Regions from separate parts of the Mus musculus genome. Here region 2 is linked to region 1. The links are chromatin loops, found by intact Hi-C in ENCODE. Cell type or tissue: heart. All regions are shown on one strand.

Evidence for each region. A loop is a pair of places that touch in the nucleus more often than their neighbours do. Peaks named below come from ENCODE experiments on the same cell type or tissue, not always from the same donor. Only the 100,000 strongest peaks of a DNase experiment are listed, where the experiment ranks them.
Region 2: a loop joins it to region 1, with 3 times the contacts of the local background. A loop is called at or near these places in 1 of 42 quality-filtered maps.

What each region holds. Positions count from the first base shown.
Region 1 is chr11:80,206,737-80,211,736 of GRCm38, reverse strand. Rhot1 (ras homolog family member T1) reads right to left here and starts at 2,686. Exons shown (of 19, transcript NM_021536.8): 1 at 2,414-2,686. The coding sequence starts at 2,489. In heart, CTCF peaks have their summits at 2,081 (motif pointing left) and 2,770; a DNase peak (open chromatin) is centred at 2,696; H3K4me3 peaks cover 2,315 bases; H3K27ac peaks cover 1,135 bases.
Region 2 is chr11:80,139,692-80,144,691 of GRCm38, reverse strand. Tefm (transcription elongation factor, mitochondrial) reads left to right here and starts at 2,539. Exons shown (of 4, transcript NM_183275.2): 1 at 2,539-2,615; 2 at 4,369-4,826. The coding sequence starts at 2,573. In heart, no CTCF peak of the experiment used is centred here; a DNase peak (open chromatin) is centred at 2,591; H3K4me3 peaks cover 2,165 bases; H3K27ac peaks cover 1,827 bases.

The sequences.
Region 1 (5,000 bases):
CATGTGATACGGTTTATTTAGTTGTTTAGTTGTTTGGTTGGGCTTTTTCAAAATAGGGTTTCTCTGTGAAACCATGCTAGCTGTCCTGGAACTCACTCTGTAGACCAGGCTGGCCTCGAACTCAGAAATCCACCTGCCTCTGCCTCCCAAGTGCTGGGATTAAAGGTGTGTGCTACCACGCCCGGCTTATAGTTTGCTTTCTTAATAGTAGTAGATGGCCTAACGCTTTGATGCCAACCTTACCCTATATCTACGCTATACTGTAGATTGAGCAGAAGTTCTTACATGTAAGGCAAGTGCCCTACCACTAAGCTACACACGCTAGTCCTTGAAAATTTTTGATTAACCATCCTCCTACTTCAGACTCCTGAGTAATGGCTCACAGATGTGTGCCAACCACATGGTTGGCACCATCCTCTTAGGAAAAAGCAGGGTCTCCTTCAAAAGCTAAGGCTTTCTCTTATAACTTGCTCCCTGTGGTCAGAAAACCCACACAGAGTTGTTCCGATTCTCTAGCTGGCTTTCAGGACTACATGACATACTTTTTCTAACAAATTTTAAACTTCTGCATATTCCTAAGTAATACTGTTAAAGTTAATGTAAAATGTCCTACGGTGCCACTGAATCTGACATATGTACAGCACTTCTTTTTTTTTTTTTTTTTTTTTTTTTTCGAGACAGGGTTCTCTGTGTAGCCCCGGCTGTCCTGGTACTCACTTTGTAGCCCGCCCCCCTCCCCACCCCCCCAGTGCTGGGAATTAAGGCATGCGTCACCACGCCCAGCATGTATAGCATTTCTACTCAGTCTATACACTAATGCTGTATCATCGGTTCCTATATTGAACACCAAATCCAAAATATCTTTTTTACAAATTGAGTTTTAAAAAGCATTAGACTTTTAGAAAATACAATTAAGGGGTCACCTGCTCACTTTCCCTAATTTTCCCCCAAATGTATCAGCACCAACCATGCCTTAAATAATGTCTTCCTTTACTGTTAGAGAACTTGATGCAAAAGAAAGAGTAAGATACCATTATAAATAAGGCCAAAAACCCATAACTGAAAATAAAAAAGCAAACTATGCTTCACGGGAGCTTAGTTCCCAATTTTGACTAGAGTTCTCCCAAAAGCTGCTACAGCTACACGGATCAACAGTCCACAGTCGTTTCCTCCCCTCCCGCCCCTTTCTGAGGCCAGCAGACTTGGGGCTGCAGTGGTTAAAAGCAGAAAACCCAAGTCTGGTGGCTCAAACCACCTGTAACTCTAGCTCCGAGGGATCTGACTTGCTCTGTCTGGGCCCTAAGAGCACACCCTACCCCACCCCCCCAAAATTGTTTTTTTTTTCTTAATATGTACACTTTCCTCCTTAGGAATGTATCACAGCGACCTAGAGAGGCTACTTAAAGATATAATTGAGTGGTTTATAATAGAATGCTTCAAATCAGCAATGGCAAAACATGAACTAATGAACCCCTCTTTTTAACTTAGTTGCCATGATTAAGTCATGTACCTCGCAGTAAGATCAGAAATCCCTGCTCTATACTGCATTCCTATCAGCCAGCAAAAGCGTTGTTTTTGTTGTTTTGTCTTCTTTACCAGGAAAAAAGTGAGATCTATCTTTAAAGAGCATGGGAACATGTGCCTGTTCGGAAGCCCTATATGCCTGCTCTTATTAAAAGAACTACTACAGAACTATGGAATGTCTAACAAGGAGCGAAAATTAAGACTTTTAGGGTAACAATCGCCCCATCTAAAGATCCCTCCCTAGTTAAGTATCGTTCACTCAATACTCATATTATTAACTTGAAGGAGTTTGTTCGACACAAGTACGGCAAAAAAAAAAAAAAAAAAATCTAATTTTTAAAAAATCCCGCTATCTTAAGCTCTTTTTTTTCTTCTTGGTGCTGGAGACTGAATCCAGGTTTTTATGCATGCTAGAATTCTACTACTGAGCTACTTACTCAAGCAAGCCAACGCTCTCTCTTAATGCCCATGCACAGTAGCAGTGAAGGCAGCAAGTGAAAAAAAAAAAAAAAAAAAATTCCAGAGACCTGACCTTGCTCCCAAGTCGACTACTTCTGCACTCCTCCTCCCCCTAGTGTCCCCCGCCAGCCGGTTCCCGCAGTCCCAAGTGCTCAGTCTGCCTGTTCCAACATCTGCCTGGCAATGAGTGACTGACAGGCGACCAGAGGGTCGGACGGGAGGTGGCCCGACAAACGCTGAGGCCCAAGAGGAAAGAACTCGAGGAGGTGGTGGCGACGGCGACAGCTTTCGCAGCGAGAGGACCGGGCGTTAGGGACTGAAGGGGGACAAGGCCTGCGAGGAGCAGAGGGCCACGGTAGGGAAGAGCAAAGGGGCTGGCAGGCTTGGAGAGGGCACCCGGGCTGCGAGGCCGGGCAGGGCGCGGACTCACGTTCTCCCACCAGCAGGATCCTCACGTCTTTCTTCATGTCGGAGGCTCGCAGGGGCCGCACTCGGCCCGCACGCATGGAGCGCACGCCTCACGCCGGGAGCGTCCAGCCCGTGGCGCCGCTCTCCCCGCGATACCGCCGCTCCCTGCCAGCCTTAGCGGCCTCTGCGCCCGAATCTCGGCCGCCAGGACCTGCCGCACCGACTCCTCCTCTACCGCTCCGCTTGGGAGCCGGGGCAAGCCAGCTCCGCCTCCTCCGGCTCCGCGGACGCGGGCGGCGGCGGCGGCGAGGACGACGGCGGGCGGCGAGGGACAAGAGCTTTCGGAACCTCAACGCTCTCGTATCTTGAACAGCGCCCCTGCAGGAAGGCAGACGGTAGCGCAAAACCCCGGAGGTTTGCCTGCCACAGTCTGAACACTGCCAGAGGATGTAAGTGACAGATTCCTTGGTCAGAACAGTCAGAGCCCACTTGTTTTACAGAACAAGAACAGAAGAGTCCAGGGTCACGCAGCAGGAGCTTGGTCGTGAATCGGAGATTTCTTCACTAAACGATAATGTCCAGGAGGGCAAGAGACCTGCCTACCTGGTTTTCAGCTGTGTTCACACTGTTGGACTTACCTTTCAAAAATGCTTTATTGAACAAGGTTACTGGCTCCCAGGGTGTGAACACTCCCCAGAGCCCATCACCTGTTTTCCCCCCCTCAAAATGTATTATTCTGTATATTTGTGTATGACACGTGCGTTTGAGTATCTTCCATGGTGAGTATGTGGCGGTCAGAGGACAGTCCTCAAGAATTGGTACTTGGCTGACATTATGGCACAAGCCAGCTCTTAGAGGCACTTTGGATCCAGGGGTCAAACTCAGGTCATCAGGCCTGAACAGAAAGCACTTTTACCCGAGACTATATCACAGCCCAAGAAATTGCTTAAAAAAAAAAAAAGGCCGACAACCGGGCTTTTTTTTCATGGTGGCGCACGCCTTTGATCCCTGCACCGGGGAGGCAGAGGCAGGCAGATTTCTGAGTTCGAGGCCAGACTGGTCTACAAAGTGAGTTCCAGGACAGCCAGGGCTACACAGAGGAACCCTGTCTCGAAAAACCAAAAAAAAAAAAAAAAAAAAAAAGTAGGGCGTGATAGCTCATGCCTGTAATCCCAGCATCTGGGAAGATGAAGTAGAAGGATTGCCATGAATCTGAGGCCAGCCTGGGCTTTAGGGTGAGACCTAAGGAGCCATGGTATTTCAAACCTGAAAGTGGTGGTGGCAAGAAGATTAAGCCATCAAAGCTATTCTTATCCACACATAGATATTTCATGCCCACCAGGCGGTGGTGGCACACGTCTTTAATTCCAGCACTTGGGAGGCAAAGGCAGGAGATTTCTGAGTTCGAGGCCAGCCTGGTCTACAAAGTGAGTTCCAGGACAGCCAGGGCTATACAGAGAAATCCTGTCTCAAAAAACAAACAAACAAACAAAAAAACAGACAGACAGAAATAGAAGGAAACCCTTTCTTAAAAAGTGCCTGGGAAAGCTGGTGTGGTGATATAAACCATCCCAGTATTCAAGAGGTTGAAGCAGGACCACTAGTTGAGAGCCAACCTGAGTTACCCAATGAAACCCTGTCTCAAACAAGCAACAAAACCCCACTCCGTGATACAACAGGGGGTGAAGGCACACCTCTTGTTCACAGGGAGATGTCCCTAGGACGGTAGCTGCAAAGAAGATTACAGGACTCTAGAGGACTCATGGCCCCTCTGCCTGTTTCTTCTCTACCAAATGAAGATGTCAGACCCTTCCTTGCATAAATATTTGGAGCAACCTCATGAAGTAATATTTAAATGTTCCACTATTTTCTGATGGAATCACCACCAGATAAACCCACTATAAACAGAAATCTAGTAATCTAGTAACCTTCCAAGCACCACATTTAAATAACACAGTAGTTTATCTTCCTGATCACACAGCTGAGAGACACTTGCTGCTGCTGTCCTGCCTATTACTAGCCCAGAAAGGCATCAAAAATTGTGAAATACAATTCTATTAACCATGTTATCACTTTGGCACTATGATACATTTTAGCCAAAAGATAGAGAAACAATTGACACTACTATAGATTTCTTTTTTAATATAGCTGGAAGTGGTGACAGGTGCCTTTAATCCCAGTACTCAGGAGGCAGAGACAGGCTGATTTCTTAAAAGAGTTCTACTCCAGGGTCTGGGAGAGATGGTTCAATGGTTAAGAGCACTGCCTGCTCTTCCAAAGGTCCTGAGTTCAACTCCCAGCAACCACATGGTGTTTCACAACCATCTATACCAGGGTCTGATGCCTTCTTCTGGCATGCAAGTGTATATACAGGTAGAGCACTCATACATAAAATAAATAAAAATGTTTTTAAAAAAGAAAAAAAAATAGTTCCATCCCAGCCAAGACTACATAAAGAGACCTTGACTCAAAACAGGTCAGCAATAATAAATAAATAGTCAAATCACAGTAAGTCAGAGATTGTGCTTTGTATCTGAATAATGTATCATACAGAATTTTAGCTGGGGATATCTCCCATGCCATTAATCTCAGCACTCAACAGACAGGGG
Region 2 (5,000 bases), 67 kb after region 1:
CATTAGTTGAAATGACACGGAGGCTGAGGAATGGGTAGCTCTTGCCTAACACACATGAGGCTCTGGATTCAAGTCCCAGCACTACACAGTCAAAAGAATAAGACTGACAAGTGACCTGGGACATAGCTCCACTGTCTTAGGTGGCTGAGAGGAGAGGAGACCTTGAGCCCAGAAGTTCAAGGGTATCCTGGGCAACATCATAAGAGCCTATCTCAAAAACACTTCCTTCTCCCAAAATGAGATTACACAGGACTGGATCTGTGGCCACTCCAACATGGCTGCTGTTCTCATGAGATGTCCGTGTGAATGCCTAGTGACAGCAGAGTGACACATATGTGGAGGAGGTAGTCATCTGAAGGTCAGAGAGAAGCATGCATTTCCTGCAGTCCTCAGAAGGAACCAACCCTCCTGACACTCTGGTCACAGGTGTCTGCACTCCTGAAGTGTGAGGGAATAAATTTCCCATGGTCCATTTCAGCATCTCTGTGGTACTCAATGAAAGAATTCTGTATAAAATTTTGTGTTTTAAAAAATTTTGAGCAGGGTGTGGTGGCGCACGCCTTTAATCCCAACACTTGGGAGGCAGAGGCAGGTGAATTTCTGAGTTCGAGGCCAGCCTGGTCTACAGAGTGAGTTCCAGGACAGCCAGGGCTACACACAGAGAAACCCTGTCTCAAAAAACCTAAAAAGAAAAAAAAATTTGGAAGATTTTAAAATTGTCTTTATTTTTGTTAGATCCTTACATTCTGGAGACATCATTAAGATTCATAGAATTTCCATGAGTTTCCCTAACTAACCCTTTTTTTTTTTTTTTAAGACTAGGTCTTACTATGACAGCCCAGGCTGACCTGGAATTCATGCTTGAGTACAGGAATGTGTTACCACACCAGGCACTCTTTCTCTCTCTCTCTCTCTCTCTCTCTCAAATATTTATTTATTTATTTATTATATGTAAGTACACTGTCGCTGTCTTCAGAGACACACCAGAAGAGGGCATCAGATGCCATTACAGATGGTTGTGAGCCACCATGTGGTTGCTGGGATTTGAACTCAGAACCTCCAGAAGAGCAGTCAGTGCTCTTAACCGCTGAGCCATCTCTCCAGCCCCCAGGCTCTCTTAAGAATAACTTTTATTTTAGACTTATTAATTTGTGTATATGAGTGTTTTGCCTACATGTATGTCTGTGTGCCAAGTCTGTGCCTGGTGCCTGTGGAGGTCAGAAGAGGTTATTGGACATCCCCGGAACCAGAATTATAGATGGTTGTCAGCCACCATGTGGATGTTGTGAACCAAAGCCGGATCCTCCACAAGAGCAACAAGTACTCTGAACGGCTGAGCCTGTGAATAGCTTTTGTTGTTGATGCCTTTTGAGACAGAGTCATTTTTGTAGTCTAGGGTGGCCTCAAACTCATTACATAGCCTAGACTGGACTCAAACTCACAATTCTCCTCATGCTCCTAAGTGTGGGCATTATAGGTTAGCTACGACGTCTAATATAACCACAAACCCATTACTAGACCCTTTTCCACTCTTCTTCCTTAGCCCAGGTTTCATTCCCCACAGTTCACTCTGCCTTGGCAAGAAAATCTGTTGTCATTCCTCCTACGCCCCGCCCAAGTTACCTGGCAACAGCCAGGTAGGCCTGGCTTTGCTCTAAAAGGAACTGCTTGCCCTCTCTGACTCTTTTCTCTCTGACCCCTTTTCCCCTCTCTCCTCTTCTCCCTCCCCGTCCTCTTCAACGTGTACTGGGCCACCAGTTCGTTCGTGTTCTCTCTCTCTCTCTCTCTCTCTCTCTCTCTCTCCCCCCTTTCCCTGCCTCTACTCCCTTCTTAACTCCCCCCCCCCCCAATAAACTCTATGCCATACTGGAGCTGGGTACCTCGGAGAGGAGGGGATGCCTCAGGATGGGCACCTCACCACACCATACCGCGCTCCATAAAACACAACAATTGTTTTATAAAACATATCACAATAACTTTCCGATTCCTCTTTCTTGTCCTCAGGTTCTTCTACAGTCCAGCCTCACATTGGCTGCAAATGACCAATTTTCTTTTTTTCTAGAAAGCCCCTCTAATCTGACTTTGCAACTAAAAAACAAGCAACCTGCCCGACTTTTTCAACTGTTCCACTTCGCATTCCAAGGATCAAATGTGGCTCCAGACTCACCTCCCCCCATCCTTTTCAAACAGTCAAAAGTGCCCAGCGTCAAAGCGACCTCATACATTGGCCTTATCCCGTGCATCTCTCCCAGATACTCCTCCTCTCAACTCCGGACAGGGTTACATGTGTGCATATAGGCTCCCCACTGTCTGCTGTGTGTCTGGGAACCCAGAGGAGACTCGCCCCAAAACAGGATTAAACCTAGTCTACTCCTATGCATCTCGGCGATCCCGAACGGCCACACTTTCTCCAGAGACCATCAGCCATCAATTACTAGGAACTCCGTTGGCATTTCCCTGAGACTGTCGCTTTCGCCGGAACCCTTCTGCCCAGCCCCGGCCGAGCACTTTTTGTTGGAGCACACGAAACCGGAAGTTGAGGAGGAACACAGGCGTGGGAAAGAGCCTGGCGATGGCTTGGAGGACAAACCTTGCTTGCCTCATCAAGGCCGGAGGTAGGGTTCCTGAGCACGAGGTGGATTGCTTTCCAGTCACTAGCCTGTAACCGGGAGTGGTTCTCTTCTGCCCTGTGTCCGGTTGTCCAGCGTGGAGCTGTAGCGGAGCTGAGGGGCGTTCATGTCCCCCAGCCCCGGAGCCCGTCCGCTTTAATGGCCCGGGGTCCACGCGCGTGCGCCCCTTCCCGGGCCGGAGTAGCTCGCTTAGCCTCTGGCTGTGTCGTCTTCCTGTGGCCGCGCTGGGAGGATGACTTTACACTGTCTTATAAAGTTATCCATTGCACAATGTAGACTGCTTGCAAAAATACAGCCTTGTTAGCAATATTGAGAACCATGCAGAACAAAATAAACCGTCCCCACCACTTAGTTAATATCACCAGCCCCCGCTTGCCCCAGTCAGAGCTCCATGTTGCCCAAGCTGGCCTGCAACTCACTATGTAGCTAAATCCTGATCTTCCTGCTTCCATCTCCTAAATGCTAGGATTGCAAGTGAGGAACACCACTCCTGACCAGCTAAAACATTTATTATAAACGTATAAAGTTTAATTTCCTTTAGTTCCATCAGATGATAAACTAGTAAAAAATGGAACTGGAGATCAATCATAAGAGGCGATACAAAAAATCCTCATAATATTATAAATGCCATAAGTAGCAGACATTTGAAATAATTTTAATTAAAATTAAGTGGTTCTAGGTATAGAAACCAAGGCCTTGCCAGAAACTAGGTCCTATCTAACTGGCCCTTAACTTTTTTGATTGTTTTTACTTTAGCAAACAGTCTCATTGCCTGGAACACTGTACTAGACCAGTCTGGCCATGAACTCTCAGAGGTCTGCCTGGTTTTGCCTCCCAAATGCTGGTTTTGTTTGTTTGTTTGGTTTTTTTGAATCAGGGTTTCTCTGAGTAGCCCTGGCTGTCCTGGAACTCACTTTGTAGACCAGACTGGCCTTGAACTAAGAAATCGACCTGTCTTTGCCTCCCAAGTGCTGGGATTAAAGGCACGTGCCACCACTGCCTGGCTCAAATGCTGGTATTAAAGGTGGACTCTACTTATCCCGAGAAGACTACAATTTCTTTATTTTAATTAATTAAATTTTTGGAGATGAGGTCTCAGGTAGTCCAGACTGTCATAAAACTCTTGGAATCTGAATCTTGTATGGACTGCCCCTCAGGTGCTGAGGTTGTACATACGGAGTTACAGTGCCAGGCAACTACAGCTTCTTCCTTGAGACAGCGCCTCTGTGTAGTACTGGCTATCCTGGTGCAGCTGAATTACTATGAAGTCAAGGCCATCCTGGTCTTCATACTGAATTTGAGTATGAAGACTATCCAGTGACATCCTGTCTCAAAAAAGAAAACAACAACAAAAACCCCACAAACAAACCCAACCCTACCAATGATCAAAACCAACCAACCAACCAACCAAAAACCAAACAAACCCTCAAAGATAGATAACTGTAATTATTGTAAAACTACTCTTTATGTTTTGTTTGTTTTTCAATACAGAGTTTCACTGTGCAGTCCTGGTTGTCCCGAACTTCCTCTGTAGACCAGGCTGCCCTTGAACTCAGAGATCCTCCTGCTTCTGCCTCCCCAGTGCTGGGATTAAAGGTGTGCACAACTACAACCAGCTCTACACTCCTCTTAAAGACAATTCTCTGTGATAATATGGTCTGTGTGCAAGTCTGTATAACTGCACAAGCTTGGGTATTAACTGTCAAGGAGAACATTATAAGTCAAGTTTCCCTTTTAGGGAGGAGATGGTTTCCAGTCCCAGAGTACTCATCCCTGCCTCCAGTCCTAAATAACACCTGCTCTGTGAGGAAATCCACTGCACCTGAGAAACGTGTTGCCAGTGTTGCTGCTTGTGATACAGATGGAAAGGAGCCCGGGAATCCATTGGACAGGCTCTTCTCCCTGGAGCAGCAGGCTTCTATCTTACAAGTGCTGAATACAGCTTCTGATAAAGAACTGGAAGCTTTCAGGTTGCTTCGAGGAAGGAAGTCCGTCAATATTGTAGAACACAGAAAGAAGTTTGGGCCGTTTCAGAGGTTGGAGAATTTGATAGACGTGCCCTTGATCCAATATAAAACTGCTGTTGAAGTTTGTAACTCCATTCTCTGTCCGGAGAACAGACGGAGGAAAAAGTCACAGGAGAAGTGGCTGCTGAGAAAGTTCATCAAGCCAGGTGTAGAGCAAGAGAGACTTAAGGTACAGTCTCCCCTGACCACCACCCTTTGGGAACTTACTCTGGAAAGCAAAGCACCGTTCCCAGTGGTGGGTGAGAGACGAGGTTTTTGTTTTATTTCTAAGTGTGTGTGTGTGTGCGCGCTCGCGCACGTGCTCTCTTTTCTGTCTCTCTCTCTCTCCTAATCAAGAAAACTT